Regions from separate parts of the Mus musculus genome. Here regions 1 and 2 are each linked to region 3. Evidence: chromatin loops called from intact Hi-C (ENCODE). Cell type or tissue: gastrocnemius. All regions are shown on one strand.

Region 1 (8,000 bases), 56 kb before region 3:
CCGGGGGAGCAGAGCCTGGGGAACACAGCCTGGGGGAGCACAACCTGGGGAGCACAGCCTGGGGGAGCAAGTTGATTACTCCAGAAACAATCGCGCACACATTTACGATCTCTAAATGTTACCTCTCCGAGCAGGCATCCTAACGTGGCTCCCAGGATGTTTTCACTTTTTATTTTTTATTATTGTCAAAACAGCACATATGTAGCAGTGAGCACCCGGAACCTGCACTTTCGCAAACCCAAGGAGTGAAAGTTACTTGTGTTCCTACCATTTGGCTCATGGTCTAGAATATATCCTAACCTGGCTGTTCATTGTGCCTCTTTAATTAAAATCCAGAATTCCTTGGTTCCTGGAGCCTCTTTCTCCTGCTTGACACATGGTCCCATCCCTGCGCTGGTGGCTACATTTCTACAATATCGTGTTTAATGTCTGCCTCCTATTTCATGGTATCAAAGTAGGGTCACTTCTCCCAAGTGAGTCCCCTGCTTGTTTGTTTGTTTTTAGTTTTTCGAGACAGGGTTTCTCTGTGTAGGCCTGGCTGTCCTGGAACTCACTTTGTAGACCAGGCTGGCCTTGAACTCAAAAATCCACCTGCCTCTGCCTCCCAAGTGCTAGGATTAAAGGCGTGTGCCACCATGCCTGGCATGAGTCCCCTGCTGTAGGACTCAGTGGTCGTCCTGTTAGGTTATTGCTTGTGGTAAGTGTGTCTGTGCAAGTTTTGCTTTTGTTCCCTGCCCCCGGAATGAATACATGAAGCCTGTTACTGCCCAAAAGAAAAGTCTGCGTTGATCTTAAACTCATGATTCCCCCTGCCTCAGCACCTCAGTCACAGGTGTGTACCTTGTGTCCTGCTCATTTGCTTTTGTTGACCCCCTTTCCCACGCTCCTGACCTTCCTAGGCGACCTGTGCTCCTGCGACCTCTGTCAGATGCTCACTTTCCAGTTTCAGTGTATCGTCGATCTCTTGTGGCCACTCTGGTGCTTCTCCAGGCTGGGAGGCTGCAGAGGGCTGAGTGGGAGGGAGAGGACGTATGAAGGGCAGATAACGTGGCCACACCATTCCATCTGCAGGTGGAGTACCTGGAGGATGTCATAAACTACCTCGTATCCACACTAGTGCTGCCCAAGATCAATGGTAAGAATAAGAAGCTGTGGAGAAAGCAATGGTTTTCGATCCCAGGCCAGAAATGTGGGGCTACCTGCCTGCAGGTCCTGGTTCCTGGCCAGGGTTGTGAGGGCACAGGATGGGCCACTTCAATGATCTCAAATGACAAAAGGAACTCACATGCCCTGGGTTCAGACTCCGCCCCCATCGCTTACGTCATTTCCGCCCATCTGACAGCAGTCTGTGAGGTCGGGGCTGTTGAGTGACTTTTTCAGGGTGGTGTAAAGTAACATCAACCACCCCCCCCAACTGGGATTCACACCAGCAGCTGCGAGACTGGCCCACCCAAGTTCATCTTCACGGGAAAGATGGGTCAGGGATGACCCCAATCAACCCCGCTTACTAACATCTCCTCTGCCCTTGCCCACCGGCCTCAGTTCCACCCGAGTTCACGGAGCACAGGAGTTGCTGCCCCAGTTACAGCCTGTTCCCAGCTTCAGCTGCAACACAGAGAGGCTCCCCCAAGGACCTCGGGTCCGTGCTCCATCTGTGTAGCTCCAGGTTTCACTCAGGGGTGGTCCAAACCAGCAATGTATACCCTCAGAAGGGGAGAGGCTCACAGAGATCCTTCATGTGGCCTTGGGGGCTGATGGAGGACAAGGAGGCGGGGCACAGACATCACAGTAGGCTTCCTTCCTGGCACCAACCTGTGCCGGCCCCTGTTTCACTCCCCTCTCTGTTGTCTCACACCACAGAGAGGCTGCGTAGAGGCTTCCCTCTCCCTTTGCCTGCTGGGATCCGGTTCAGCCACTTCACGTTTTACCCCTACCAGGTAAGTCCTTGAGGTCTCCGGTCACCAAGCATCCCATGAGGACAGCAACCCAGTGCTCGCTGCTAAGCCTCATCTGTACCACACTCTGCATGGAGCTCTGCCTATTCTCACAATATCCTTAGGACACAGAGGAGCTGGGGCTTAGAAAGCCTGCCTGGCATTAAGTGAAGTCCACAGTCTAAGCCAGGCTCCTCGATTCTTACACCATCGATGCTCGTTCCCACAAACGTGGACTCGCCAGTCGGACACACGGTTCTTTTTAGGTGCGAGTGTTTAAGTGCCTAATAGTAGATTCGATTACAAAGCAGCTGTAGAGAAAGAGAAGGCAGAAGGAAAGAGGGCTTAGTCTGGTCTGAGGCAGAGCCATGTTCATTCATAGTTAGGGGGCATCGTTGTCACCCACACGTGCAGATAGCCAAAATGCCTATAGGAGAAGACTGGACTCTTCTTGCTATTATATGCTTATATGCTATAAGATGGGCCTCTTCTGGGGTGGAAATGACTTCTATAGTCTGCAAGGGAAGCTGAGAAGTGTAGTCTTTCAGCAGAAAATTATCACCTGGTGCGTGGTGTATGCCACAGATGCACCAAGCATCAGTCTGGACCCATTTAGATACACAGTTCTCTCTGAACATGTCCTGCAGATGTGTGACACCCTGTGGTTTGCATATGCCTTCCTCTGAGTTTCCAGGCTCCTGGGCTCCTGGGACCTTTCCCTCAAGTGTTTCATTCTCCCTGTCGTGCTCTGTCCCCTCCCCCTCCCTGCACAGCAGCAAGCCCTGCCTCCCTCCCCAGCCATCTATACCCCCCCCCATATGACTGGCATTCTTGGTCACTCTCAGCAGCTACCTCTATGCTTTGGGGCCACCAGCCTTACTCTGTGCTGTGCATGTTGGGGCCCCTCTCTTCCTCAGTATCTGCACCCCAAGTCCCTTTGTCCCTACACATCACAAGAAGCCTATAACTCCACAGTGAAACCCTTGTCCAGACCTGAGTTCCTACCTCGGTTGGCAGCTTGCCTTCCTGACATATGGTCACTGACGAGAAAGGTCCTTGTCACCAAGTTCCTTGCTCTAACGCAGCGGTTCTCAACCTGTGGGTCGAGCAACCCTTCTACAGGGGCCACAAACCAGATATGTCGAGAATCAGATATCTATATTATGATTCACAACAGAAGCAAAATTACAGTTATGAAGTAGCAACGAAAATAATGTGTGGTTGGGGAGTCACCACGACGTGGAGAGCTGTACTAAAGGGTCGCAGCATCAGGAAGGCTGAGAACCACAGCTCTAACGCCTGGTGTCAATCAACCCCAGTTCTTTAGACCAGGGGGCTGCTGAAGATGACACTGGAAAACAGGTGATATAGATCAGAGAAATCTGCCCCCCAGCCTCCCAGAATTTCTGTTCTTAAATTTTATCAAGGTCACCCTTAAAAAATAATCCCACCCAACCCTCCCCCCACCCCCTCCAGCAACATTTAATTTCTTCACTTAGAAACAGAGTGAAGAGCACTCCGGGTAGGAAGTAATTTTTCAGCCTTGATTGGAACCTGGTCTCCTGAGCTGCTGCAAGGCAGAATGACACACAGAGGCCCCCAAGGCAGGCCTGCCCGGGAAGCTGATGACAGGTTCTCCAGGTGTCACTGCTGTCACCCTAGGGTCTGCCTCCTGCCTTTCTCAAGCAGGCCTCCCCCCATCCCCATCATAGCCAAGCCCCCAAGTTTCCTTTTTTAGAGGATGTGTGGTGTTTGTGTGCGCATGCATGTGGAGGCCGAAGGTGACCTGTTTTCACCCGTCGCCCTCCACCTTCTATATTGAGACAGAGTTTTTCAGACAGGATCCCTTCTTTAAAAATCCAACCCAGCCGCAAAGGTGCGTTTCCGCTAACGGTGCCCGTTTCTCCCTAGAATTTCCTGTTGCTTGAAGCGGATTTACACCTTATCTAAGATATCACCTTGGACCCTGGGCCAGGAAGCTCTGCAGCTGCTCCCATCACACTCACCGGCTGTCCTGCTCCAGGAATCCTATTTAGTCTTTGGCCCTGACCTGTAGCCTCCTGCTTGCTTCCCCATGCTGAAGCTGAGGGGAAAGCAGGAGATCTGTGTACCGGGGCCCTGTGCCTCTTTCAGAGCAGCCCCTCCAGCATCCGCATTTCCGCTGGAGGGGCGACATTACTTTGGGCTTTACAAGAACATCCATTTTTCCCCCTGTAGATTCTGTGTGCCGGTGTGGCTTTTGTCCATTCACTAATGCACTCACTGGCGACAGCCAGCGTGGTCTGCAGCTCATGCACTCTTGCGTCCTGAACACCTACGTTAGCGCAATGTCCCGCTGTTTCAAGGGATGCGCTGGGCCTTCTAGGTAGGGTCCTGCAGTTTTGAGAGGTGATGGGTCTACTGGGCTGTTTGTGGGGCGTGCCTGTACAGCCTATTGTCTTCCTGTGGCCAATGTTCCTCACTACCACGTGGTGGCGCTGTTGAACACCTGACCCAAAAAGCTGATGGTTCGTGTCATTGTGCCTCAGCAAGAAACAGACCAGGATATGCAGCTCTAGTGTAATTAGCACACCTCATGATCTCCAGGCCCTGGTGTGGAAGACATCAGTTCCAGGCTCTCCAGGACTGGTGTTGGATCTCACTGAGGGCTTTGAGCTGTGTCCTTTCTCAAGACGTCTGGTGAGACTGCCCAAGACTGTTAGATGGGTTTTGCAGGTATCAAGTGGGCCCCGAGGCCTCTCTGGGCTGGGATTTCATTCAGGCCTAAGTGCACTCTGTCTCCCTCATTCTGTGACTCCTATAGGTATTTCAGATTGTGTCACAGCCAATCACAAGCCCACCTATAGCAAAGCTGGGGTTCCTACACATCTTCCCTCAGCCCATGAGCCTCCACTTCTTTCCAGATGTCAGAGCTGTCTGGGGAGTTTCAGCATGTATAAAGTAGATTTTCTGCATTCAGTTGCCTAGGTCACACACTAATTAAAAGGCACCAAGGCTGAGGAAACAAAACTTCTTCTTCTCATTTGTCAGCCAGTAAGGTGCACCTATTTCTATTTGTGGCGGCTAGTGGAGGACCCGGCTTAGGACCAGAGGGCATCCAGAGGGAATAAAAGGGAGAGAGTAATGGAAATGAGAGATGAGGCTGGTCTGCTCTCAAAAGCTATGGGAAGCCCTTGGAGGGTTTTGAGCACAAGAAGGACACTTCCAGGGCTGCAGAGATGGCTCAGCCACTGAGAATGCTCGCTGCTCTTGCAGAGGACCAGAATTCGGTTCCCATGAGGTAGCTCACATCCTCCAGCAACTGTGACTGCAGGCGATTGGATGCCCTCCTCGGACCTCTGTGGGTACCCGCATGCATGTGCAAATGCCCCAATACAGACTTACACATCGTTGTTTTTTTTTTTTTTTTTTTTTTTAAGACACGATCCAACTCATTTTTGTAAGTCTATCCTGGGATGCTCTCTAGGAACATCTGCTGCACATAGAGAAAGGGCCCTCCACCCCCGCACCCTCTCTCCCATCATTTTTGTGATTCATTAACTTTCTGGCCACTTTCCAACACACATGGCAACCCCGCTCTGCCCTCTGAAAAAACAAACAGTCACTTCTGGGCCCTAAATGGACAGGCAGAGCCACAGTTCCTCCCCCAAAACATCCCCTCTCTACTGTTCAGAAAAGACAGCAACATGGGGTCTGGTTTGGGGCGTGTGTGGCTGTCTGAGCCATTTCTCCTCCAGGTGGGGCCTCCTGCTGAAACCAGTGTACCCTACGTTCCTCTCAGGGTTCAGAAGGCTTTAAAGTTAAATGGCAATGTGACCGAGCTCCCCTGTGATAGCCCAAAAGACGCCAGACTACACGCTTTGCTTGGGCAAGTGTTATGGCATGTATAAGGGTTAATGCTATCAACCTCATTTGATTAATAAACACTTAGGACATGAGTAGAGTGCATCTCGGGGTGTGTAGTGGCTATTCCTGGTTGTCAACTTGACAATATTTGGAATGAACTACAATCCGGAATTGGAAGGCTCACCAGTGACCCTTATCTGGAGGCTTGGAGATCCTTATCTGGATCTTGGTTTGAAGATCTTGAGCCATATTGGCTATGGATTCCAGAAGATTGAATCTCCGAGTTTAAGGAACACACCTTTAATCTGGGCTACGCCTTTCATCTGGGATTAAAGGTGTGGTGGAACACACCTTTAATCTGGGCTACACCTTCTGCTGGAGACAATATAAGGACATTGGAAGAAGGGAGTCTAGCTCTTGCTCCTGCTCCTTCGCCTGCTTGCTGCATGAGACTGAGTAACTGCTAGATCCTTGGACTTCCATTCACAGCTGTGACTGAACGATTGTTGGGAATTGAGCTGCCGACTGTAAGTCATCAATAAATTCCTTTATTATCTAGAGACTATCCATAAGTTCTGTGACTCTAGAGAACCCTGACTAATACAGAAGTTGGTACCAGGAGTGGTTCTAGAGTAACAGAAGTACAAGGATGAATCTTTTAAAATTCTGGAATTGGCTTGTTGATCCACCAGCACTTTCAACTATTGAAACCTCTCCAGATTCTCTCCCTCCTGGGAGCTCAGAGAATTTTGAAGACCCATGGTTGAAACTATATTCCGAACTTAAAGAAGCTAATGCCCTTGATTTTCTTAATGAATTAGGTGATTCAGTGCACAAAGCTTTCTACAAGATGGGGAAAAAATCGAAAAATGATTTTACTGGCTGGCTGCTCTTAGTATCTGTGGAAAAAATGATGAATGAAAGGAAGGAGTTGTGTGATAAAATCGAAAGGCTCCAGACACAAGTAAACGATCTAAAAGTTGCTAAGTGTGTCCTTGAGGAGAATCTTCTCTCTTGTAGCAATAGAGCTCAAGTTGCAGAAAATCAAACAGAAACTCTCATTGTAAGGTTGGCTGAACTACAGCGAAAATTCAAGTCTCAGCCTCAGAGTGTGTCGACAGTTAAAGTAAGGGCTCTAATTGGCAAAGAATGGGATCCTACAACATGGGATGGGGATGTGTGGGAAGACCATGTTGAAGCTGAGAATTTTGAATCCTCAGATTCTCAAGGGTTTGCCCCACCTGAGGAAGTAGTACCCTCAGCCCCACCTCTTGAAATAATGCCTTCCCCACATGAGGAAATTAATTTTGCAGAGTCTGCTCACGGCCCACCAATAGTTTCTTCTAGACCTGTAACCAGACTCAAAGCAAAACAGGCTCCTAGAGGGGAGGTAGAAAGTGTAGTCCATGAGGAAATTCGCTACACTACTAAGGAGCTTAATGAGTTTGCTAATTCATTCAAGCAGAAACCTGGTGAATATGTGTGGGAATGGATTTTAAGGGTGTGGGATAAGGGTGGAAGGAACATAAAACTAGAGCAGGCTGAGTTTATTGACATGGGTCCTCTGAGTAGAGATTCTAGGTTTAATACGGAAGCTCGCATAGTTAAAAAAGGTGTCAAAAGTTTGTTTGAATGGTTGGCTGAGGTGTTTATCAAAAGATGGCCTACTGGAAATGACTTGGAGATGCCTGATATTCCATGGCTTAGTGTTGATGAAGGGATTTTAAGACTTAGGGAAATTGCAATGCTAGAGTGGATATATTGTGTAAAGCATAATTGTCCACAATGGGAAGGTCCAGAAGATATGCCTTTCACCAGCTCTATAAGACGCAAATTGGTGAGAGGGGCACCAGCACATTTGAAGGGTTTTGTTCTTTCCCTTTTCCTTGTGCCAGATCTTAGCATTGGAGATGCTTCTGCTCAATTAGATGAATTAAATTCACTGGGTTTAGTTGGATTCCGAGGTAACAAGGGCCAGGTGGCAGCATTGAATCGCCCGAGACAAGGTGATTCTAGTTATTATAATGGACAGCGTAGACAAAAGAATGTTTATAATAACATACCCAGTAATGGTCAGCACAGGAGAGGTGAAATTTATAATGGCATGACTCGGTTGGACCTTTGGTACTGGCTAACCAATCATGGTGTTTCCAGGAATGAAATACATAGGAAGCCTACTGCATATTTGTTTGATCTGTATAAGCAGAAAAATTCTCAAAC
Region 2 (8,000 bases), 130 kb before region 3:
TGTTTCTTTCTTTCTTTAGTTTTTATTGGGAGAGGGGTATGCACACCATTCTTCCTCTCTCTGTCTCTGTCTTTCTCTCTCTCTCTCGTGTGTGTGTGTGTGTGTGTGTGTATGTGTGGTGTGTGTGTGTTTGCATGCATGTGTGTGCGTATGTGTGTGTGTGAGAGAGAGTGTGGTGTGTGTGTGTGTGCATGCATGTGTGTGCGTATGTGTGTGTGTGAGAGAGAGTATGGTGTGTGTGGTATATGTGTGTGTGTGTGTGCATGCATGTGTGTGTATGTGTGTGTGTGTGAGAGAGATTGTGGTGTGTGTGTATGTGGTGTATGTAGTGTGTGTATGTGGTGTATGTGGTGTGTATGTGGTGTGTGTGTATGTGGTGTATGTGGTGTGTGTGTATGTGGTGTATGTGGGGCGTGTGTGTGTGTGCGTGTGTGATTCAGGTGATGTGTCATGGAGCTGGTTCTCTCCTTCCGCCTTTGCATGGGTACCACGGATGGAACTCGGGTCACCAGGCTTACATGACAAGGGCTTTTACCCGCTGGGCCAGCTCACTGGTTGCTTTCTCTGAGTTTGTTTAGTTTCTTGCAACAGGGTCTCATGTAGCCAAGGATGACATTAAACTCTGTCTCAGGTGCAGGGATGGACAGCTAAATACTCTCATCCTGATTATCCACAGTTACACTGCACTCAGCAGGACATGAGGATACAGGCCTGTTACCCCAATACTTGGGACTCAGGAGGGAGGAGGCTCTTGAGTTTAAGGCAAATTGGACCACAAAGTCAAGAATATATGGCCACATGGTCTGAGTTATGTATCTAGACCCTGCCTCAGACAAACAGGGCTGGGCCTGGAAGCTCAGAGCACACCACTCCCCCCGCTCACTTGGGGCCTCTTGTTCACATCCCAGGGCCACTGACAAGAAAAAGCAAACCAAACAATTCAAACAAGATCGCCTACAAGAAGAACAGATCATCAGCCACCTGTCAGACTGCCTGAGGAGACAGGGGTTCTCCGAGGACGGGTGACTTTGCCCCCAACCCTGGCTGGAAGCAGTTATAACTTGGGAGAGGCAGGAGGCTGTTGGCCATACCACAGTGCAGAAGGGAACCGCAGACCCTGGCTGAGAGGTCCAGTGGGTGGAGGGGCCCTGCGTGGGCCTTCAAGATAGAGTATTCCATGGCTGCTGCCTCGCTCTGGTGGCCTCCGGAGTTAAACTGGGCACCAAACCTGTGGGTGCAGGGCAAGGAGCCAGGAGCAGTTTCCTTCCCTGCCCTGTAGGCGGCAGTGCATACTAACCCACAGCGTCTGCGCTCATCAATCCGCTTTCAGCTGACAACAGCTGAAACCTTCCACGTGTGCCAGATACCCTTCCAAGCTCGTCACTCACATTAATTCAGCACTCATAAAAAAATCCCATGGAAAGGCGACCTCATTACCCTCCCCATTCCTCACTTTGCTAACGAGGAAGGCACGGCCCAGAGAAGGTGGGGAAACTCACAGAGCAGAGCTGGACTGGATCCTAGCAAGCTGGCCTCAAGAGCCTAATGCCTTACTGGGGCTACACCGAACCTTCATTGTAAATGTTTGTTGAATGACTATCTGTCCTTGAACCCTGTTTTTGACAGGGTTGAGGGACCCATGGGGCAGGGCGGGGAAAGGGAGAGGAGAAAGGTTGGAAATTGAAGACTCTGAGGGTAGACACCTGGAAGAACTGCACCCACTCGCTGTGGTGGTAGGGAAAGGGGCCCTCCAGAGCCTCCGGCAGCTGGCTAGGGTCCACGTGGTTTCTGAGGGCCTTCAGCGACGTCAGTACCTCCACCTGCAGAGAAAAGGAGACTCAGAAGGAACAGAGGACTCTCCCCAGAGATGTAGGAGGTCTTGCTTAGATCTCTGTGCAGGCTCCACATCTCCCTCTGAGTAGGTCCAGAATGGTGTTCTGAGCAGTGAGTCTTCTCTGGAAGCTTTGATAAATCCTTTGACCCAGACCCTGTTTCTGGAATGGCACAGACAAGTCACACATACTGCTACTCCCAAGGCGCTGCTCAAGGCAGACATCATCAATCAACTGCAGCGCTCATTGATCTAGAACTCTTTCTCAGTGCTGCTGTCTCAGGGATGAAATGTACGTAGTTCTCACACTGCTCTCAAATGACCCATAACAGTGTTGTTCCCTCCTAGGGGCTGATGGTTACCAAATCCTAACAGTGTCCCCTGAGACACAGAGAAGGCATTTGCCAGGCAGCAAGGTTTCAGGTTTGAGCTGGAACAGCTCCCAATACGGAGGCTTTGGGTGCAGGGATGGACTCATCTGCTATCCCAGATGTTCCAGGGACCATTCACAGTCAGCAGCCCCATCATCCCCTCTGAGCAAAGAATTGCAGGATCCCAGCCCCCACAGGAACCCCTGAATCAGAGCCTACACCTGGATAAGATCCCAAGGGTTGTGCCCACTCAGATCCTACCACAGCACCCACCTGCTAGCCCAGGACAGGCTGGCCCTTGGATTTAAGAGTTTTTTTTTTTTTTTTGAGACAGGGTTTCTCTGTGTAGCCCTGGCTGTCCTGGAACTTACTCTGTAGACCAGGCTGGCCTCAAACCCGCCTGCCTCTGCCTTCCAAGTGCTGAGATTAAAGGCGTGCGACACCATGTCTGGCCTTAAGAGTTATTTTCAAGGCAACCAATCTGGATGCTGGAGGCAGGTTCAAATTTGAGAGGCAATGCCAAACAAACTCTCTCCGTGTCTCTTTTCTGTTTTAATCCATGCTATTTTATTGCGTGTGCACACAATTGCTACTGAGCACATGCGAAGGTCAGAGGACAACTTTCAGGAGGTGGTTCCCTCCTTTCACCATAGGTCCCATGTGTTGAACTCAGGTGGTCAAGCTTGGCCGCAAGAGCCTTTACCAGTAAAGCCATCTTGATGGGCCCCATGCCTGTTTTCTAACCCGGAGGAAGGAGGCCTCCAGAATCACTTCCTGCAGCAGGCAGAGTCGGTTCCCACTGCCCTTGTGGGGCAGGGTGCTCTCTCACAGCCCTTAAGTCTGTCACGTCTGAATCAATGAGGGGGGGATGCGGGGAGGGGGGTCCCAGAGCATCGGGGACTCCAGTTCTGCGTCAGGGAACTGTTGCAGTGGTCTTATCCCTAACCTATCTACAAAGGAGAGGGACTGCCTAGATGGAGTCTTGCTTGCAAGTTGATCTCTGCCCTGTGGGCATCTTAGTCCTGTGGGAGTGACCACCAGGAACAGCTGGGATTCCAGAGAGGTCACGTGACAATGGCTCCTGCGGAGGGGGAGGGGGGCATCCCTGGCAATTTTTAGGCTAGGGAAGATGCTTTCAAAGTGGAGCAGGACCATGCAGTTCTTCCTCCCTTTGCCTGGCTCCACTCAAGCCCGGCCCCTGCCGCGGCTGCTCAGGGCTCCTCTCACCTGGGCAGGTAGCACAGATAGCTGGGGAATGGACGCCTTCTCTCCGAGGAGGAGCACTTTACTGACGGAGGCCGGAGCCAGAGCCTGTGAAGAGAGAGCCTCTTCAGGAATGCTGTTTTCCCCTCCCTCTTGTTGCCTCCTCCATCTCCCCAAGGGACATGCAGAGGCTTGGGGTGGTCCCCAGGTGGGGGCTTGTGTGGCGTGTTTGGAGTGAGCCTCTAGCCTTAAGAGAAAGCAAATCTAAGCTGTTCTGCAAGACTTCCTTGAGGCCTCAGTTTCCCCAATTCTGACAAGAAGTCAGATGGCCAGGTATATCATACCTTCGTCTGTCCAGTTGTCCATACTGGCTAGTCAAGATTCTGCCCTGGCAGAGGGTTTATGCTACCTAAGGCTAGACCAATCAGAGCCCTGTACTACCCCAGAACATGGGGCTTAGTCCATGTGGACTCCTGAGCCCATCAGGTCTAAGGATACACTGAGAAACTTTTGCGGGGACTTCTCTCACTGTGTCCGGCTGGAATCAAATCAAAGACTGTGTCTTGCAAGCTACTGGGAGCCATGCTGCTCCCTAGTGGAAGTGGAGCCTTGAGAAAATGTCACCTTTCTAGGAGGAACTGCACAGAAAACAGGGTTGGTGGAACTCTCTGAGCCTTCAGATGGGGCCCTACCCACAGCTAGATTCGACTCTTGGCTGTCAGAATGTGGGCCTGCCCCTGTAAGGCAGTAGGCAGTCCTGAGAGGTCCGACCCCATAGCCAGAAGAGACCAGGCCAGACGTTCCTGCAGCTCTCTGTGGGACAGAGTTAAGACACAGTCTGTGGCTTGATTTTCATTTGCGGTGCCTGGCTCTTCCTTGCTCTGTCTCACACAGTATACTGAGCTAAATCACAGGATGTAAAACTTCCCACCAGCTCCTTAAGCTTATAAAACATTGATGTTTCTCTTGTTCCCGGGATTACAAGAGGGATTTGCTCTGGGAACTTCTCTGAAGAGACTCCTCTGCCCACCCCCTCCCTCTCAAGGTGGCGCTCTCGCTCTCTCTCTCTCTCTCTCTCTCTCTCTCTCTCTCTCTCTCGCTCGCTCTCACTCACTCTCGCTCTCTCATCCTCACTCCTAATAAAGCTCCTCTCTGGATTTTTACGGGAAGTCCCCTTTCTCTTTAAGTTGTGTCTGCACCATCTCTCTCTAAAGTTCTACCTCTCTCCGCAGCCCGGAGCCCCTTTCAGTCTACTACAGTGCATTTTCTGAAGGGAGCCATTCCATTCATAGCTTGCTTTCCAGGACTCGTGGCTGCCGCTTTTAACCTCTTTATTGATATTTTGAACCAGCCCTGTTTCCTTTGCCTAGAAGCCTGGCTGGAGGGCCTTTTTGGCTGCCACTGAAAGACTCTTCCTGGGTTTTGTGATGCCAACCACAAGCCCACTAGTCCCCACTGGGGACTCCCAAGACCAGCTAGACTAAGGCACTCTACCTGGCACTCACCTGGATGCCCTGCAGGGCGCTGACCAGACCAGGCCTCTGGGTCCCTTTCCTGGCATCAATCACCACCAGGAGCCCCTTGGCTTTATCTTCCAGCCTGAGGGTAGAAAACCGAAATCAGGTCCTGCTGGGCAAGGACAGCCTGGTGGAAGGGACGTGGCTCAGAGGTTGTGTGTTCCATTCCCAGAGTTCTAAGCAAAAAATAAATATAATGAACCAACCCCCCCCCCAACACACCCCTGTTTCTTTGTGTAGGCAGGACTCCAGATTGTTCAGAATTTACCAGCCCCCATGTGTGGCTCCTGACCTATAGAGGCTGCACTAGTAACCCAACTTCCCTGGCCAATGACTGGGCTCGATGGGGTCATGTGACCTACCTTTTCCCAATGAGATGAGACAAGTTAACTAAATGGCTTCAGAACAGGCTATTTTCTCCTTTAAGGGGCTCTTTGAAGGTGCATGGGGGGGGGTGAATATTGGGAGGTGGGGGACAAGCAGCCAGTGGAGTGAGACAGAGCCGTAAGGAGACCCCCTACTTTGTATATAATCACTATAACTCATGCAGTCTTGCAGGGAAGTGAGGAATTCTGGGCCTCAGGCAGACAACTAGAGGTTGTTCTGAATTTGAACTTAGCTGCCTGCACCTGCCACGCCCCCTGCTGGTGTCACCAGAGTGAGCATGGTGGAGAGTGGCTGCTTCTCAAGTCCCAGGCTGGTCCAGTTATAGGCCTAGGTCAAACAGCAGTCCTTCCCTGACCCTACCTAATCCAGGGCCCTCAGACTTTGAGCAGCAGTGGGAGGGGTGGAGTAGAGGAGTAGGGGGTACAGAGGGAGTCAGGTGGGCTGTATGAGCCAGTCTGCTGGTCAAGGGGATTTGGAAGACACCCCAACTGCCTTCAAACCTTATACCACCAGTTCACAGGCACAGCCCGTGTGGCCCCCATGGGTACCTGGTCACCTGGACACGTTGTTTTGTGTCCCCCTCACCAACAAGGCTGAGTACCAGTGGCTCACTAGTGTAACACACCCAGTTCCTGCCTGGTGCAAGGGTGGCATACATGCTTGCTGTGACCAGCCTCGGGCAGGTGTGTGTGTGTATGTGTGTGTGTGTGAAACCAAGACACAGAGCAGCCAAGCAGGATACAGCAAGAGGAGTTGGCATCATGTAGTCTGCTCATGCCAGTTTCTTGTGACCCTATCCAGACTCCCTGGTAATTGTGGGGGACAGGGTGTACCACAAAGGAGGAAAGTCAATGCTACAAACCACAGAGCAAAGTGGATGAGGGAGACGTTCCAGGGTTCTGTCTGCCCCAGGGCCAATTCTGCACAGAGATGGCGGCCATTTTCCACCCTGGCTTCCCAGGGGAAATCAACCTCTCAGCTTTTCTGTGCCATAACAGAGCTTCCAGAGAAAAACCCAGCCACATCACTGTCAGTAGGAACCTTACTAGAAATGCAGGTTCTCAGGCCTGCGGACCCCTCAGTGCTGGGGACAGGCTGAGTGTTCTGCTCAACAGCTCATCTATGACTCCAGTGCACCGTCAGGTCAGAACTGTGGGCTCCTGCTGTGTGTCTGTGGAAGGTTCCCTGTCTCACACCAGCCCGGGGAAGGCCATCTGCCATCCCCGCACCTAGCCTATGGCTGGCTCTTTGATCGTACAGTGGATGGAGGGACATGGGACCTCTCTATTACACCCGACAGAAGGGTGAGGTGGAGATGGTCAAGGTATGAGAGTGTCCCCTTACCTAGGGACACTGCATAAGTAGGACAGCAACTCCGCGACCTCTGAGGTAGTACACCATGGTGCCTCCCAGGCATCCTCTGCGGTTGACACCAGAAGCAGCGGTCTCCCCACCTTGTCCCTACCACCTGAAGAAGAGAAGACACATGAGCAATGACGATTCTGGGGAGCCTTCCATGGGAGCCTCCTCTGTGACTCTTCAGGCCCTTGTCTACATTGTTTCTGCCTGGAAGGTCCTTTCTTCTCTTCCTTCTGTGACCTCCAAATTCCTATTCAGCCTCCAAAGGCCCAGCCTCAAAGCCCCTTCCTGAGAAAAGTCTCCCTGACCTCTTCTTCAGCACAGAGGACCACTCACTCAGAGCTCCGAGGGGCTGCCTCTGTATAATGCACACACCCCAGGAAGCAAAGCTGAGGCAGCGAGCTCTGGCTCATAGAGCTCACTAGTTGATATCCTCATTTGCTGTGTGTTCCTGGGTTGGTCTGGACATCTCTGAGCTTTGGTTTCATCTATCTGATGAGACAGATTCCGTTCTGGAGAGATGAGGTTTCTTTGGGGATTAAGTGAGCCAGTTCCTGTGAGTGTCCGACACTCAGCCAGGATCAGTGGGTGCAGCTGTGTTGACTGGGCACCATCTTTGTCCCCGGCTTACACAGCTCGTAGCTCTGTACTATAGCGGTGTACTCTTGACAGACCGTTTCCTGTTCTAGGGATGGCGGGTATAGGTCTCACTGTCCTCTCAGGACTCAGCAGGGCCTTCCTTCATCCTGTTCTGCTTGTCTAGTGTGCCTCATTCTCCTATCTCCAGCTCCTGAGGTCCTCTGTCCCCCAGTCCAGCCAAGGCACCATTTCTGTGTTCCTCGCCTTCCTGGCCCAGGATCCTGTGGTAAACTGCCCCTACAACTCCACTGCCTCCTGGGCTTGGTTCCGGACAGCATCGGAGCACAGAGGCCTGAGGTGTCGGCCAGGGCATTGAGGTCAGAGCAACACAGCTCTAACCCTGTAAACCCAAGAGCCTGCAGAGTGCAGATGGACCCAGCAGCCCCGCCTGCCTGCTCTCCCTAGCTCCCACGAGGTACAAGTGGAGTCAGTCCCTGCACAAGTTTGAATAGCAAAGGGTCAGACGCTGGATGTCCTAGGACACGACAATCATGTGACTGGTACCTGGTGGGCTCTGCCTACCCAGCAAATGCTGCCCAGACAGGAGTAGGGCAATAGGCAGTGTCTGACATGGGAAGCATCACTGTACACCCGATTAGCTTCTCACTGACCAAAACACTGCCCTTGCCTGGTAGGTGGTACCAGAAATACTGTGTCCAACCTTAGAAAACCCTTTCTGCTATGGCCATGCTG
Region 3 (8,000 bases):
TAAAGGCATTGAGGGTTCCTGTGGGAGCCCAGAGCATCCATCCCCTGCAGCATGCCCACCTGGGCCTGCCTCCCCCTGGCCCTCTGAGAAATGGAGGTAGTAAAACACAGCAGAACAGATGGCTGCCTTATGAGCCAGAAGAAAATGACTTCCCACCAGGGGCCCCTGAAAAATCCAAGGCCCCCCATCTCTGGTTTCCTTTGAGGAGGTATGCCTCATCTTGAGTGATCTCGTGGGGCTATGAGCATCGCCTCTGTCTGCAGCAGAAACACCAGGTACGGATGGGCTGCTGCAGAAGGATGCTCTCGTCTGCTCAGCTCCGAAGCACCCGCATCCCCCAGACCCAAACAAAGCTGGCTTTCTTTCAATGCCTCCCCTGCCCCGGCAGACTTCCTAGGGAAATCAGGGTTCTGAAAGCCACCTGCTAAGAGCCAACACAAAACAATTGTTAAGAAAAGGCTCCAACAAACAGAAAGGATACGGGGTGACTGGGAAGCCATGCACTGCTAGTGCCAGCTAGTCCAGCCATTGAGGGGGCGGGGGGCTACCCTAAAGAGTTACCAGACTGGACGGCTTAAGAGATAAGCAAATATTCTTCACAGTTGGAAACGATGGCAGACAAGATTAAGGTGCTGACAGATCCAGCGCCCCGTGAGGGTGTCTGTCTGGTTGAAAGTTGGCTCTCTTTTCGTTGCACCCTTACTTGATAGAAAGCAAAGAGTCAGAGAGTCAGTCTCTATCTCTTCTTGTAAGGGCACTAACCCCATGGTGAGGGCCCCATCCTCCTGACCCACTTATCTTGCAAAGGCCCCATCTTAAGAAACCATACACATATGAATTGGGAGTGCAGATATTCTTATACCTCTCCCCTTCACACTGACCTTCCTTCATCCCTCTTACCTCCTGTTTGTCAGCCCCATGTTGACACCCATAGCATCGTACACCATCATTTGGACTTCATTATACCAGCAGAAATATACTGTGGGGAAGCAGAGGGTGTGATGTTTATGAACAAGGATGGGTACCACAGACCCACCAGAATTGGCAAAGCCTTCCTCTGGTCTGTGTGGGAATGTTAGCAGAAGACATGTTATACAGAAGTCATGGTGGCAGCTTCCTCTTTCAAGATGTTTACAGCTCCAGTGTGCTCCCCTACAGAGACTAACCACCAAGACTAGCCAACCCCTCCTTCTCCTGCTGGACGTACATAGTAGATACTCTGAGATTCTGGGTTCTTGTATAGTTGGTGCTGCTCCATCAGAGCCAGCATGGCCCATCTAACCCCAGCCTTTCTGTGCATGTGTCCGTGTGTCTGTCCTCTCTTCTTTCCTTCATTACCCCAGTCAGGTTTCCAGAATCAAGCCGTGCTGCATGGACCAATAAAGCTCTGATACAGTTAGGCCCTGAGATTGGAACTTGTCTCATTCACAAGTGTTGGCTTTAGTTAATACAAAATATAAAAAAGGATGGACGGAGACTTGGAGGCAAGAGCATTAAGGTATGGGAATTGCCACCTTTTGTAGTAAGTGCTCAGCAAATGGGAGTAACCCTTCGTTTCCCTCAGGAAGAAAGCAGGCATCTACAACCAAATAACCTCTCCTAGTTCACAATTCCAGTAATGTTTGTCATTACCGCTGCAGTTCGTTTGACAGCTAATGGAGGTGCAGGACTGGGAATTGCTGTTTAAGTGCTTTGCCATCTCTTTCCCCTGTGTTTTATGTCTACATCCTAAATAGATTATAATTGCCTTGAGGGCAGGAAGCAGGCGTTACTGCGTCTTCTGTGATTCAGGGCAGGGCTGGTTGGGCCATGTGTACTGTTGATTTGAGTCCCCTCATTTAGTCCAACGCTCCAATCCTCCTGTGGTACGGAGCTGCCCTGGGCCACGAGCCTCCCGTTTATTGCCAGCTGTAAGTGATCTCTAATGCGCACACCGCACACGCTCAGCTGCCCCTGTCTTCCCTACAGACCACTCCTGTTCAGAGCACAGACACCACCGTAAAAGGATTAGCCACTTTGTGCTCACTCTTTCAGAGGCTCTGAACTGTCTGGGGACTTCAGGAGAGAATTGGAAGGTCTATAGGCTAGGAAATGTCAAGTCCAGAGGTGGGAGCCCAAGACCAAAGGCAATAAGAATAGACCTTTCAGAGGGTGACCCTGAACCAAAGCTTGCACAGGTTTTGGCCCTTCCCTTTCGGCATGCTCCCCTGCTCTGGAGCACCATAATTCGAGCCAGGCTCACCTGGCACTTCCCTTACCACATCCCAGGTTATTCTTCTCCTCAGACAACTCTGTCTCCTTTTACTGGCAAAGGAACCTGAGAGGCCAAGGTCCAGCCAGAAAAATCTCAAGATGTGCCCGGTGTTGCTGGGTGTCATTGCCTGTGGGACTTGTGAGTGGGCAGAACAAGGATATTCATGCTTCTGTGTTTGTCCATCTATGTGTGTATATACGTATATGTATATTTATTTAGTAAAAACCATGGTTTTCTTTTTTTAAAGGTTTATTTATTATATGTAAGTACACGGTAGCTGTCTTCAGACACTCCAGAAGAGATTCAGTTATCATTACAGATGGTTGTGAGCCACCACGTGGTTGCTGGGATTTGAACTCAGGGCCTTTGGAAGAGCAATCGGTACGCTTAACCACTGAGCCATCTCTCCAGCTCCATGGTTTTCTTTTTGTTTGTTTGTTTCTTTGTTTCTTTTTTTTTTTTTCCAAGACAGGGTTTCTCTGTATAGCCCTGGCTGTCCTGGAACTCACTCTGTAGACCAGGCTGGCCTCCAACTCAGAAATTCACCTGTCTTTGCCTCCCAAGTGCTGGCATTACGCCCAGCACAACCGTGGTTTTCTACCACCATTCCTGATTCCAACCCAACACTACACAGAGTTCATTCTAGTTCTTTCTTATTTGCCTATTTTTGAACTCGGAGCCTCACAAGAGCTAGGCAAGGGCTCTACCACTCACCTATACCCCTCAACCCTCCTTATTTGTAACTTTTTTTTTCTTAACAGAGAACCCTGGCTCTCAATAGTCACAGTTCATTTTACCAAAGAGCTCAGTCGCCATATACTGGTATTTACAGAACAGATCTGTGCATGATCCTTTTAACAGACAGTCTTACATCCTCCAGTCAAAATACTGTCTTCAGGGTCTCAGCTTGCTCATCAGTAACACGGGCTCATGTGGCACCCCTCATTGGCCTTTGAAATCACTTGAGAGCATCAGAAAGAATGTTGACATCATCCGTCACCCATCTTGGATGGATCCTTGGCTCCTTCCAACCATTTCCGGTTGGTTCCCAGACATTAATAGCCTTTGTAGTCAATTCTTGACATTTGTTTTCTTAAGCTTATATTTTTCAGTAAATCACCCTGCTTTTAAAGGAAATTAGCATTGAGTTTCTTTTTCGATTTATTTATTGTATGTATATACGTACTCTATCTGCATGTGCACTAATGTGTCAGAAGAGGACATCAGATCCAGTTATAAATGGTTGTCAGTCGTCATGGGTTGCTGTGATTTGAACTCAGGACCTCTGGAAGAGCAGTCAGTGCTCTTAACCGCTGAGCCACCTCTCCAGCCCGCATTACATTGTTTTAAGTACTCTAGTTTTCCAGTTCTCTACCAAAACATGCTTGCTTGGCTAAGAGAACAGTGTTGCCTAGTAGGATTTGACCATAGTACTTAGACATAGGAAGGGGTGATGCTGAACCCACCTAGCCTTGGTTTGACTGTGCTGGCCCCACGGACGTGGACAATCACGTGACTCCTGGAAAGAATTCTAGAAGTTGAAGCGATCCCCGTGGAAGACAGTGTCACTAGCTGATCTGTGATCTTCCAAGTGGAAGCTCTGGCCTCACCCCTCTGCCCACCTCCACCCTGCACCTCAGAATGGGACTGTGATTGGAGACATATAGCCTTTGGGAATTTGACTGAATTAAAATCCAGCAATCGGGGCACCTGGTCCAATCTCACCAAGCAGGAGTAGAGGAAATACAGGTGAGCAGAGACACCCGGGTGCTTACGCCCAGGGAGACAACAGCATGAGGCCAAGGAGAGCGGCCTCTGAAGAATGGGTCCCTTCCAAGGCCTCCATCTCTGCTTCTAGTCACCAATCACCCAGGCTGGGGCAATCTGCCATGGCGGCCCTGGAGACCCTGTAAAGAGGGCCTCTGCATTTTGCTCTGCCTATTCTTTTTATTTGACTTCTATCTCCAGTAAATATGCACCCATGCATTATTTATGCAATTAAAATGCATATTAACTGTCTTGTGCTTATTCTTCTGTCCTCCATGCTAATTGGACTTCCTCTGAGTATATTGTTTTGGCCCTCCTTAGGCTGCCTCGTGGCGCCCTCTAGAGGCTGTGGCCCAGAACGCAGCTCTTCAGTTAATCTTATTTATTTTAGTGAAGGACCGGGATTCATTCGTTTCTTCCTGTTTTCAATCCGTCTTTTCTCACATCTATTTTGCTGCTCTCTTTATGTCTTTATGAGTTGAATTCATCTTTCATTCATCTGTTTTCTTCTTTTTCAGAAATGACATTTTCCTTTCAATTCGATCTTAGCTGAATCGCATCACTTTAAAAAAAAGATTTATTTTTATTTTATGTGTATGAGTGTTTGTCAGAATGTATGTCTATGCACACATGTGTGCCTGGTGTCTGCAGAGGATGTGGGCTGCCAGGTGGGTCCTCTGCAAGAGCAGCCAGTGCTCTTAACCCCTGAGCCATCTCTCCAGCCCTTGGATCTCATCACTTTTGATGCAATGTGTTTTTGGTTTGTTTCTTTTTTTCTCATTTGAATTTGAACTTGCAATTTTGACTTCCCGTTGCTCTCACATGGAACTGAAGAGGGGGTGCCAAGTGTTTTGGGTGTTTGGTCTTTGTGTCCTTTCTACTGTTGATTTAATTTAAGGTTGACTGATTGTTAAGTAACATGGCGTCTGGTGTTTCTATCATGGGAACACACTGTGTTAGTCACTTGTCTTGTTGCTGTGACAAAACACCCTGATAAAGGTAGTGTACAGAGAGAGGGGGTTTCTTTTGGCTCACAGTTTGAGGGTACAGTCATCATGGTTTAGAAGTCGGGATGCTGGGAGCTTGAGGAAGCTGGTCACATTGCATCTACAATGAAAAAAAGAGATGATCGCTGGTGCTTAGCCTGCCATCTCCTTTCCATTCAGCCTGGTACCTCAGGCTATGAAGTGTTGCTCCCCACAGGAAAAGTGAGTCGTCCCAACTTAACCTAATCTAGATAACCCATCACAGCCAAACCCAGAGGTTTGTTTTCTAAATGATTCTGGACCCTGTCAAGTTGACAATGCACACCATAGATCACCACAGCCCCAGTCTGCCTTGTAAACGCTTCTGTGTGTCTCTGTAAGGCATGGCCACTCTGTGCAGGTCACTTGCTGTGACACTACCTTGTGCAGTGGCCTGGCTGGCTGTTCAGATCAGATCCCCAACCTGACCTGTGACTGCAGCTCACACTTAGTCCTCTGTCACCCTTGACTCAGTGTGGACTTGTTGACTTGTTCATTCAGCTGGACTTATGCAAGAGTGATGTTGGTCATTTCGATTCTCTCCCTCCTGTGCCCTAGGTGGCAGATAAGGTGAGGCCCACAGTACAGATAAAATCACAAGAGACAAATAAAATAAAATCAATAACAAAAAACTAAAAATTAAAATATAAGGCCAGGCAGTGGTGGTCCATGCCTTTCATCCTAACACTTGGAAAGTAGAGCCAGGAAGATCTCTGTGAGTTTGAGACCAGCCTAGTCTATGAAGTAAGTTTCATCCAGGAGTGTCAGGGATATTACACAGAGAAAACCTGTTTTGGAAAAATAAAGTAACTAATTAAAATAAAATACATTTAAGAGTTGTCTGAATCACATAAAAGTGTCCACCTTGGTGGACACTGTGAAATATATGCCAAGGTGTGCCGGGTAGTTATGACATGCAACAGATCTGGTGTAAGGAGGTTTGTTAGGGCAAGGGAGGAGATTGGCAACCTGGAGAATGGGTAGAGGCAGCAGAGTAGACATGCAGACGGATAGGAGCAGAGCCATGAAGGCAGAGAAAAAGATGGGCACAGACAAGAACAAAAACTATAGATTCCCTTTTCCTGTCTAGAGGCAGTGACCGTCCTGTGTCACTGCTTCCCAACATATGTCCCTATCTGGAGTCTCTGACAGTTTGCATCCTGTGAAATCTCAGGTTTGTCCAACTTTCTTCAGTCTCTCCTTCCGACTGTGGCAGCCAGATTCTGCACAGCGGGTTCTTCCTAAAGAAGTCATCATTTCCAGAAGGCTCGGAAGTGACAGACACAGATGGTCACACATATGAAGACCAAAGATAGGTACCAGCCCCTCCTGCCTGGTTTCATCCAAGGAAGCTCCCACAAAGAGTTGGGCCCATTGACTGACTGTCCTGGGGCCTCTCCATCCACCAGTGAGATTCAGAAATGATGACCTGCAAATGGACAAACTGCCATTGGGACTGGATCTCAAGTTCTGTGGAGTCTAGAGATCGGCTACCTCTCTTGACCTCTGAGGTCTCTTCACTCAATAGATCTCATGAGATTTGTCCCCTAGGCTCCAGAAAATCAGTAAGGTCAGTTGTGGCATAAAAGAGCCCCTCCAGTTCATGGCACTGAAACTGAGATCAGACTTCAGGCTGGGCTTAGAGACAGGAACTCACAGGCAGTTCCCTTTCTCTCCCCCTGTCCCCGAGCCCCCAGGGATGCTTCAGCCACATCCAGCCTCTTTCTTTGTGGTAACAGGACAATGGCAGCTGATCCAGCCTCACTTTCTTCCATTTAGGAGGTAGCATTTAGAAAGTGAGGTGATGATTATGATAAGAAACGTTGCAAAATAAATGTGTCAGAGCGAGAGGGGTGCAGGAAAGACTTCCCCCAAATGGCTCAGTGGTGTCATGTAAGTTGTAGACTGTGGATTCGTGGAGACCTGCGAAAAGGAAAGATGTCTACCTGTCTATGGACATTTAAAATGTAAAGAGTAATTAACTGACCAGGAATGATGGCACAGGACTGTAATTCTAGCACTCCCGAGATAGTGTTGATGGACCTCTATGAGTTCAAATCCAGCCTGCTCTACATAGTGAGTTCTAGGCCATAGTGAAACCTTGTCTTAAAAAACTAAAATTAAAAAAAAAAAATTTAAAGACATAAGCAATGTGTGATAAGGAGCAATTTTCAGTGAAAGGACTGTTGGGGATACAAATTGTAAGACTTGTGGGCCCAAGCTGAGCATGGTGGCGCACACCTATAATCCCAGCATTCGGGAGGCAGAGGCAGGCGGATTTCTGAGTTCGAGGCCAGCCTGGTCTACAGAGTGAGTTCCAGGACAGCCAAGGCTACACAGAGAAACCCTGTCTCAAAAAAAAAAAAAAAAAGACTTGTGGGCCCAAAGATGGCTGCTATCTAGAGAATATTAGCTATCCATCTGGACACAGAATGTTGGCTCTGTGTGTTAGGGTTGCAATTCCAGTGTGAATGTGCTAGGCTAGCAGCTACATGGCCTGGACATGGACACCTGCACCCACAGCCCTGTCTGGCTATGCTCTCTCCCAGCATGCACTGGTGGCAAGCAGTGTCTGTCCATCTCACGCACCATTTCCCTCCAGCTGTTCCTCAAGCTCTGAGATTGGCGTAAGTGTTCCCAGGGCAACAGCAATGCATGAGTTCTCCAATACAATGCTCAGAGAAAGCCAGACACAAAGGACCTTGTGCTGTGTGCGCTCCATTTATGTAACTTTCAAAAATAGGCAACGCAATCTATGCAGTCTGAAGTTGGGACACAGTTTCCTTAGAGCAACGACTGAGCAGACAATAAGGAGAACTTACAGGGTGCAAGTCAATCGCATTTCCGGATCCCAGCAGCTATAACCGCATGCCCACCTTATGAAAATGTTTAGCAGGCTGGAGAGATGGCTCAGAGGTTAAGAGCACTGACTATTCTTCCAGAGGTCCTGAGTT

The links. Hi-C counts contacts between places; a loop is a spot of excess contacts. Peaks named below come from ENCODE experiments on the same cell type or tissue, not always from the same donor. Only the 100,000 strongest peaks of a DNase experiment are listed, where the experiment ranks them.
Region 1: it touches region 3 in a loop (5-fold over the local background); 21 of 42 quality-filtered maps call a loop at or near these places.
Region 2: a loop joins it to region 3, with 4 times the contacts of the local background. A loop is called at or near these places in 35 of 42 quality-filtered maps.

Annotation. Positions count from the first base shown.
Region 1 is chr2:158,280,384-158,288,383 of GRCm38, forward strand. It overlaps Bpi (bactericidal permeablility increasing protein), which reads left to right. Exons shown (of 15, transcript NM_001356542.1): 13 at 1,072-1,135; 14 at 1,861-1,937; 15 at 3,846-4,148. The coding sequence ends at 3,884. Among named protein-coding and RNA genes, the nearest start is that of Lbp, 22 kb to the right of the region's middle. In gastrocnemius, a CTCF peak has its summit at 4,391 (motif pointing right); DNase peaks (open chromatin) are centred at 2,957, 4,408 and 5,473.
Region 2 is chr2:158,206,710-158,214,709 of GRCm38, forward strand. D630003M21Rik (RIKEN cDNA D630003M21 gene) reads right to left here. Exons shown (of 14, transcript NM_177657.5): 5 at 6,654-6,777; 6 at 4,911-5,004; 7 at 3,430-3,513; 8 at 1,704-1,820. Among named protein-coding and RNA genes, the nearest start is that of D630003M21Rik, 19 kb to the right of the region's middle. In gastrocnemius, CTCF peaks have their summits at 1,282, 4,020 (motif pointing left) and 5,566 (motif pointing left); DNase peaks (open chromatin) are centred at 1,263, 4,003, 4,908 and 5,581; H3K4me3 peaks cover 215 bases.
Region 3 is chr2:158,336,023-158,344,022 of GRCm38, forward strand. No RefSeq gene overlaps it. Among named protein-coding and RNA genes, the nearest start is that of Snhg17, 21 kb to the right of the region's middle. In gastrocnemius, no CTCF peak of the experiment used is centred here; DNase peaks (open chromatin) are centred at 4,135, 4,355, 6,324 and 7,603.